Linked DNA regions of Mus musculus: region 1 is linked to region 2. Evidence: chromatin contacts called from ENCODE Hi-C or POLR2A ChIA-PET data. All regions are on one chromosome and are shown on one strand. The core of a region is the stretch at or near the end of the contact, and the rest is flanking DNA. Distances in the headings are between cores, read along the strand shown.

The links. Hi-C counts contacts between places; a loop is a spot of excess contacts on that map. ChIA-PET counts read pairs that join two places held with the same protein, here RNA polymerase II (POLR2A).
Region 1: a loop to region 2 is called in a map of T-helper 17 cell, with 2.1 times the contacts of the local background. The contact joins the enhancer-like site here to the promoter of Scaper in region 2. A Hi-C loop is called at or near these places in 1 of 37 maps with a recorded cell type or tissue (T-helper 17 cell). POLR2A ChIA-PET finds 5 or more read pairs at or near these places in 2 of 5 experiments (both embryonic stem cell).

What each region holds. Positions count from the first base shown.
Region 1 is chr9:56,071,962-56,076,325 of GRCm38, forward strand. No RefSeq gene overlaps it. Among named protein-coding and RNA genes, the nearest start is that of Pstpip1, 16 kb to the right of the region's middle. Within about 2 kb of position 3,035, at least 1 of the 3 ENCODE cell types and tissues checked has a DNase peak (open chromatin) inside an H3K27ac peak, as active enhancers do.
Region 2 is chr9:55,936,737-55,940,665 of GRCm38, forward strand. Scaper (S phase cyclin A-associated protein in the ER) reads right to left here and starts at 1,383. Exons shown (of 33, transcript NM_001357652.1): 1 at 1,334-1,383.

The DNA.
Region 1 (4,364 bases), core at 1,785-4,284, 140 kb after region 2:
TCACATCTATCCATCTATCTATCTATCTATCTATCTATCTATCTATCTATCTATCTATCTATATCTATCTATCTATCTATCTATCATTTCTCTCTCATGTGGAAGTAAGAAGACAAATTGCAGGAGTTGATTCTCTCTTTCATACCAGGTGGGTCTCAGTTATTGAACTTAGTTCATCATGCTTGGCAGCAAGACCCTTTACCTGCTGAACCCTCTTGCTGGCCCAGGCAATTTTTACATTAGGCAAGGAACTGTACTAAGGTCAACATTTTGCAGTTTCAAAGCAGAACAACTCTTCTTCAGGTGAGACGGTATGCCAAGGCATCTCAACTTAAGAAACAGCAGATCCAAGGAGAGGGATGGGAATCACGGCTCTAACCACATGACCTCATCCCCAGGACACCTCTCTAGAATCTCTGAGGTGGCAACCATGGTCCCTTCTAGTGCTAGCCCCTCTGACTCTTTATTTCTCTGATGGCTTTTCAAAATTAAGCTCTGTTAACCCCTTTTCTCAGCCTTCCCCTGAGGTGCCCATCAGCTTCCTTGGGTGTGGTATCGCCAAGATGACAATGCTCAAAAGGTGCTCTACTGCAACCCCATGCCTCCCAGACCCCTGAGCAGGGATGGCACCCAGCCAAGGATCTACAGCAAGCAATGACAAATTGTTGGTAAGGTTATAGCTTTTATGTGCCCAGCTTTGGTACAGATGGAAGAAGGGGTAAAAGAGTGGGCATAGCCAAAGCCTTGCCAACAGGTGGAGTTGGTCTGGTCATGCCATGGAAAACCCACTTGAAGGTGGTTCTGTGAGCTTCCTGATGGAGCCTCAGAGAGAACAGGAGAATTGCCCCAGCTCTCAAGAAGGCGAATCTGAGACGGCTGTGGGCTGTTCTAAAGGCTGTCCAACCAGGGCCCTCCCTTCCCTGCTCAGAACTTACAGGCTCTCAGCAGAGCCTGTGGACCATGCAGTCTTTCTCCTGCCCCTGTGACCACTCTAAACATCTTTAAGCTGAGAATGTTCCTTTCCTCTTTGAGAGAAAAACAAAAACATTGAAGTTGTGGAGATCTGCCTGTTTCCCATTACAAAAGGCCCTGCAATTAATTGCATATTGTATTTCAGTCTGAAACTATTTGGATGTAAATCCTAAACAAGTGTGTCACTCCACAGAGGAAACTCCCTCAGGCCCAAATAGCACTTATCCGCAGCTCCAGATCATTCTAAGGATAAAGTCCAGACAGCATCCTCCTCAGTCTGGCTTATCTGTCTGCCAGAAGGTCAATCGATGGGTTAATCAAACAAACAAAAAGACAAGCTCAAGCAGGAAAAGTACTAAACAGCACTAAAAAAAAAAGAAGAAAGTCTGTCTTCATAGATGACAAATTCTTACAAAAGAAAAAGTGTGTCTGACTTGTAAAAGTTTATATTGAAAACAGATAGGAATGGAAGGATAACCCAGCAAGATGCCACTACAGTAGAAAGAAGGGGAGAGATGGTGGAAGAGATGAAAAAGAAACTGAGGGCTGGAGAAATGGTAACTATTAGCATTTTGTCTAAGCTCCGCCCCACAGTTACTTTGCAACAGTTAGCTCCGCCTCACAGTTATGTATGCCTGACTCTCTATAAAAGGGGCTGCTTGCAGGGCGGTGGTGGTGCACACCTTTAATCCCAGCACTTGGGAGGCAGATACAGTCGGATTTCTGAGTTCAAGGCCAGCCTGGTCTACAAAGTGAGTTCCAGGACAGCCAGGGCTCTACAGAAAAACCCTGTCTCAAAAAACCCAAAAAAAAAAAAAAAAAAAAAAAAAAAAAGGGAGGGGGCTGCTTGCTACCTCAGTGCTCTCTCTTGCTCTTGCCTTCTTGGTCCCTCTCTGTTCCCTCACCCTTTCCCCCCCCTCCCCATCCCCCTCCCTCCTATCTCTCCTCCAGCTCATGGCTGGCCTCTACTCCTCCACTCCTCTTCTCTACTCTCCGCCCTCTGCCTTTCTCTGTCTCTACTACCCTCTCAACTCCCCTCCCCATACCCTAAATAAACTCTATTCTATACTGTATCAGTCATGTGGCTGATCCCTCAGGGGGAAGGGATGCCTCAGCATGGGCTCTTGGAGACACTCCCTTCCCCCACACCTCACTACACATCCACCAAACTTTTTATAAACACATCGGTAACAGCTAGGCTCATAAACAAAAATATAACATAAATTTATCTGGACTAAGTTTGAACACGTATAGTTTTGTACATTTGACATTGGAACCAAGTTAATTATTTCCTGTAAATAAAAATTTAAATTAAATTAGAAAGTGTTGATACCACTAGGCTGAAGAGATAGCTCAGTGGTTAAGAACACTGTCTGCTCCTCCAGAGGATGGAAGTTCAATTCCCAGCACCACACGGTGGCTCACAACTGTCTGTTAGCCCAGTACCAGGGGTCTGGAACCCTACTCGGGCACTGCACATAGATACACACAGGTAAAACACTCCTAGATATAAAATAAAAATAAATCTTTTAATACCACTAAAATATCTCAAATGTATATGAGTCTTTAAAACTTGCTAATCGAAGGACATATGATGTAGGTGAGACACATACGTTGTTCTATAAAGTTCATGTCCAGTTTGCAGGTAAAAACATGTTATAAATGTATAAATGTATTTTGAGTCTAACCTGAAGTGGGAGGAAGCTGCATGCATATCAATTTTATTAACACCAGAAATAATAACATGTTGCCAAATATAAGCTTGTATCAATGCATCTATTTCTAGTGTACGGCAGCGATGTGTGTCACGATCTCGTCTAGTCTCCTCCTTTCTGCTTCCATGTCTCATCCATTCCCAGGCTGGTGGACTCCAGTTGCTTCTCATTTCTCAACACAAGATACCTGAGTCATGAGGCTCATAAAAAAGGTTTTAGTCTGGAAACGTGTTAGCACAGCAGACGCCAATACCCCTTCTCTGCGCCTGGCAGAGTCGTAACTCTGGAAGTTTGAAGAGCCACGAGGCCTCCCCATCTTCCCGTACCTCTAGACTGAACTCAATGGGATTTGAGTAGGAAGGTCAGAACTGTTGCGCAGCGACACCATTTCCTCTGCGCTGGAAGAATACACCCTGGAGTCCAGTTGAGAGCACTGAGCTCTCCAGAGGATTTGCTTGAAAGTACCAAATACTGAGCTTGTCCCGGGGTGCACAGCTCAGGATCAGGGCGCTGAGGGCTGAAAAAGGGCGAGCAGAATTAGAGGACTGGGGCATACTGGCATCATATGGCACCTCCATGCCAGGTCTTCTCATCTGTTCCTATCATTTAAGTGTCTGAACAGGGGCAGCTTCACTAATGAGCAGAAGCCACCACAGGAAGCTCTAGAGTCTTACACCAAACAAAGAATGGTTGCTTCCTGGCCCAGGCTCAGGGTTTCAGAGGTGCTTGTGCTGATTTCCACCGCTACATCCTATTGACCTCCAGGGGTCGCTGTTCTTTAACAACTCAAGGCCAGCGCTTGAACCAAGGTCATCTCCCAGGAGACAGGGACAAGAACACACAGTAAGAGCAGACAAGAACACACAGTAAGAGCAGAGGAAAAAACCTTCAGGATGTTGGCTCTGCCTAACTGTAACCCTGGACAACCAGCCCCTCCGGTGTTATAGCTTGGCCAGCCCCAACCTTACTCAGTACCCAACTTTGTCCTAGACTCAGGAATCTGTTCTATTGATTCAGGCCTTTCCCAGTGTGGCCTAGAAGAGATTCGCTCCCACACCCTGCCTGACACCCTGCCTGGCATTGAGATTCCATCTCCTTTTTGCCTGTTTTCTGTCTAAGAACTGAGGGACAGGGTGGCCTTAGTCACAGGTAGAAACAGCCACACAACAATTGGAGAGATTGTCTTGTTTTGTTTGTTTTTTGAGACAGGGTTTCTCTTTGTGTCCCTGGCTGTCCTGAAACTCACTCTGTAAATTAGGCTGGCCTTAAACCCACCAAGTGCTGGGATTAAAGGCGTGCACCACTACCTCCCTGCTTAAAGGAGGCTTTTCTTTGCCCTCTGGACCCCTGTCTCAAGGCCTACCTCTTCGAATCACTCCTGTCCTCTCCTGCTCTCTAAACAGCTTCCTCTTTCAGTTGGCCAGCCAGCCTTTCATTCAACAGCAGATGCCGCAGCCGCTCTCTGACACTTCACTTCCTGTAGCGACAGCTTTTTAACCCTCTGTTATTAAACCCTGTCTGGGGCCTCATTCTGAACTATAAACTCTCCAAGAACAGAGGCTGTATCTTGCTCCTTCTACAGCCCTGTCTCTGGGTGCAGGCTCAGTGACCCTGCAACAGCAAGTGGACAAACAGTCTGGGGAGGGGGGTATCGCTAAGTGCAGGCCTGGGAAGGCA
Region 2 (3,929 bases), core at 133-2,632:
ACGAGAAGCAGTTCCTTGTAGAAACATTATTTCTGCTAGTTTTATGACATGGATCGTATCCAAATGATGGAAACCAAAGGAAAAAAGCCACATCACACTTTTTCCCACCAACATAATTTCCCACATGACATTTTAAAATGGCTCTTGTACTAAAGATATTTGGATGTCAATGGACATTCTCAAGTCATTTTGGTGTATTTGTTGTAAATCAATCTGCAAGCATCTTGCAGAAAGTCATGCTTAACAGGAAAAAAAATTTACCAATTCAAAGCACCTACATAGGACAGGGTGGGTTAGTGCTGTGCTTATTTTTCTATCTTAAATCAGAAATCTGCCACATTACCAGCAAGTGATCAGGCTAAGCAATCATCTCTTTGAGCCTCAAGTTTCCCATTTATAAACGTCCACAGCATCTATCTCACTCTTCTCCCATGTGATGTGGATGAAATAAATCTGTAAATTGCAGCCGGGAATTATTTTCTGTTCAGGAAGATGATTGTAGCAAATTGCTATTCCACAGACAATAACGCGACACACGTGAGAAATACAGTCCACCAGCAGCAGGAGGCAGCCCATGGGGTAGTGAGACCTCCTTAGAGGGAGCCTTTGGGACAGCAGCAGGTGCTGCTTGGGGAGCAATTTTCTGGCTGCTTTCTAACAAGCCCCAAACTCTCTGGAGTCAGTTACTGACTCTAACCTGCTTCTGTGTGCAGGACTGCAAATCTGAGCAGAGGGGAGTGCTAATAAAGTACAGAGGCAAGGACGCTGAGGTAGGAGGCTCTCAGGTGAGAGAGGCCTTCGGTTTGCACCTGAGGCCTCAAGTAAACATTTGTAAAATGGGAAGAAAAAAAATTTTTTTTTTTTTTTTTTTTTTTTTTACCTCCATGCTTCCCTGAGATAGCTAATGCCTGAATCTAGGTTCATGGAAAGTGTGGTAAAGCCCTGGAGGGAAAGATGCTGAAAGTGATTAACTGCCAAATGCAGGCAAGCAGCAGCTTCTGAGGACCCCTCACTCGTGCAGTAGGGACATTCCAGTAGGCTCGGCTACCCCCTAGAGACAGTCTTCTGCCCCGACCCTAACCCCGGCCCGGCCTGAGGTCTGTCCCAGTCCCACGACCCTCACTGCCCCGGGGCCAGCTCGACCCTCCCCACCCTGGCCCGGCCTCCTCAGTCCACCTCGCGGCTCCCCTCCCCCGGTCACACGCCCAGGTGAGGGAGGAGGTGGAAGGGTTTCCGCCGCCATCTTGTCCCCTCAGCCCCACAACACAGGTTGCCCGCGCCCCTCCTGGGCCCGTCCGGGTCGAGGCGACGCGCGCCCCTCGCGGACACTTACCCGGGAGGCTTAGCTTACTTTGGGGCGGCTCCCAGCGTCCCGGCGGGAAAGGGGCGGGGTGGGGCGGGGCGGCCGCGGAGGACCGGGCGGGGCGGATGGACGGCGCACCACGTGACGCCAGCCGAAGCCCAGCCACTCCCCCTAGGCCGTCCTGGGCCATTCGCGCAGGCGCAGCTAGGCTCACTTCTTGCGCGCTCAAGTAGAAAGGTAAGAGTTTCCTCTGTACCGACGAACGTCTTTTTCTTCAGTGCTGTTCTCTTTCTTGGACTGACGGTCTACCTCAGCTTTGTCCACACTGGCCCCTTTCTCGGATTCAGCTTTCTTCCGGCGTGTCTTACCACCACAGCCCACCGATTAAAGACCTCAAGAAATGTGTGTGACAATCTTTCACTAAAGCACCTGGGACTTAGCCAAGCGGAGCTTAGTCTCCACTTAAAGGCTTGTTTCAAATGTCGGTGCCAGGCTTGGAAGGATCCAACTACAAAAACCTAAAAGGTAGGCTTAAGCTATTTCAAAGACAACAATAAGTGCAAGATGATTATGTGTAGGTATTTAAACCACAGTTGTGAACTAAATGGAAAACAATCTATGCCCGTCACAGTACAATATCAAGGAGTATTTTCTGCAGCTTTTCGTCCAGATGACTCTGAGATTCTAACTTGGCTCACACTTCTTACAACAGGTGGGAAGCTAACGGGTCACTGACATCTGCCTCACCCTTAAGAGGGTAAGAGTTATGGAAGCAGGTGCACGCTGTATTAGAGGCTCCTTCTAGGTCCTTCCGCCTCTTGGTTTCTTAGAAAACCCATTCGTTCAGTTGTTTGACAAACAGTTATGAAGGACCTGCCACATTAGCTCTACTAGCTTGCTTAGAGTCATAAATGAACAAAATAGGTCCTCCCCCAAAAGAAATCCTGGAGGGAGGAAATGTTTGTTCTTGAGCTCGGAGGAAACACAAATAATAAAAATTGTAAGTTATATGATAAGCACTATTGGTAATAAAGTAAGTGGAGATAGGAAGAATTAGTGCAATATAAATGGCGGTCAGGGTCTTGTTTCTCTGGTTTACTATCTTCTCTTATTCTCATGAGCATTTAAACAACTTCAATCTCTTTCCACTTCAAATCTCCCAACCACCAGCCCTCACTTCAACATGTTTTCATTCCCCCTCATAGCCTGCCCTTTGTACTTTGCAATTTGCAAGATATCTCCACTACTTCAGTTCCTCTTCAGGTCTGGACTTACTGCAGTTTGGTTTCTTCCGATTCTTTTCTAAAGTCACTAGTGATTTCTTTACTGCAAATCCCCACCTGCAGTAGTTTGAATTTTTAATGTTCCCCAAAGGCCCAAATATTGAAGGCTTTGTCTCTGTGGCAGTATTACCAGAAACCAAGGCCATGGAATACAGTGTGACAATCCCAACAAACCAGTCAACAACTCTCCCCAAAACCAAATAGAAAAGATAGTGATTTGTTGCTTTTAACAAAATCTCAAACATTAGATTTTACCAATAAAGACTCATGAGCCGGATTCTGGGGTGAAAGCTTGCTAGCTAAGAGAGGCAGAGAAAGCACCCAGCTAAATGCTCTAAGGCTGACATCCCAAAAGGCAATTCTTCTCCATGCTGTCCAATATGCCCCTCAACTTGATGTCCCTCCCTTCTACTTCCTGTGCATCTATCAGTCCTCCTGACTTCTTGCTCTCTATAGTTTTGTCCTGTGTTCACTCCCTGTCAGCTGGTTACTTGCTCCACCTCCTGACCTATGGTTGACTTCATTTAATCCTGTTTACAACAAACAGAAAGCTCTTGGGTTAAAGGTGTGGGTTAGGACTGAGCCACACCACACCTAGAAACAGCTTTCCTCCAGTACAATCTTGGGGTTCACAGTGTGATCAAATATCCAGCAACAATGATTATATCCGTGCCTTCCTTATTCAGCCATCATCAGAGAGGCTTCCTCATGAAGCAGATGGGATCAAATATAGATACTAACAGCCATATAGTGTACACACACACACATGCATGCACACGCAGAGAGAGAGAGAGAGAGAGAGAGAGAGAGAGAGAGAGAGAACTTGAAACACAGCTCTAAACAAGATGTCTTTCTATCAAACCACTACATGCAGAGCCCAGGGAAACCCAAGGAAGAGGAAACAGGAGTTGGGGAAACAGAGAGAACACCAAGAGAACACGACCCTCTAAAACAACTGAGCAAAGCTCATATGAATTCACAGAGACTGAAGCAGCAAGCATAAGGCCTACACAGGTCTTTACTAGATCCTCTGCATATATACTATGACTTTCAGTTTAGTGCTTTTATGGGACTCCTGAAAGTATGAAGAAGTGGGTCTCAGATACTTGTCCCTTCTCTTTGAAGGCACTTTTATTTTTCTGTTGTCTTGGGTTGTCCAGGTTCAATATGATGGTTTTTGTTTTCTTACTATATTTTCTTTTGTTATATTTTGTTATTATCTCTTAGAAGCCTCTTCTTCTCTAATGAGAGGCAGAAAGGGAGTGGATCTGGATGGAAGACAAGGTGGGGAGGAACTGGGAGGAGTAGAAGGAAGGAAAATGTATTCAGGTTATATTGTATGA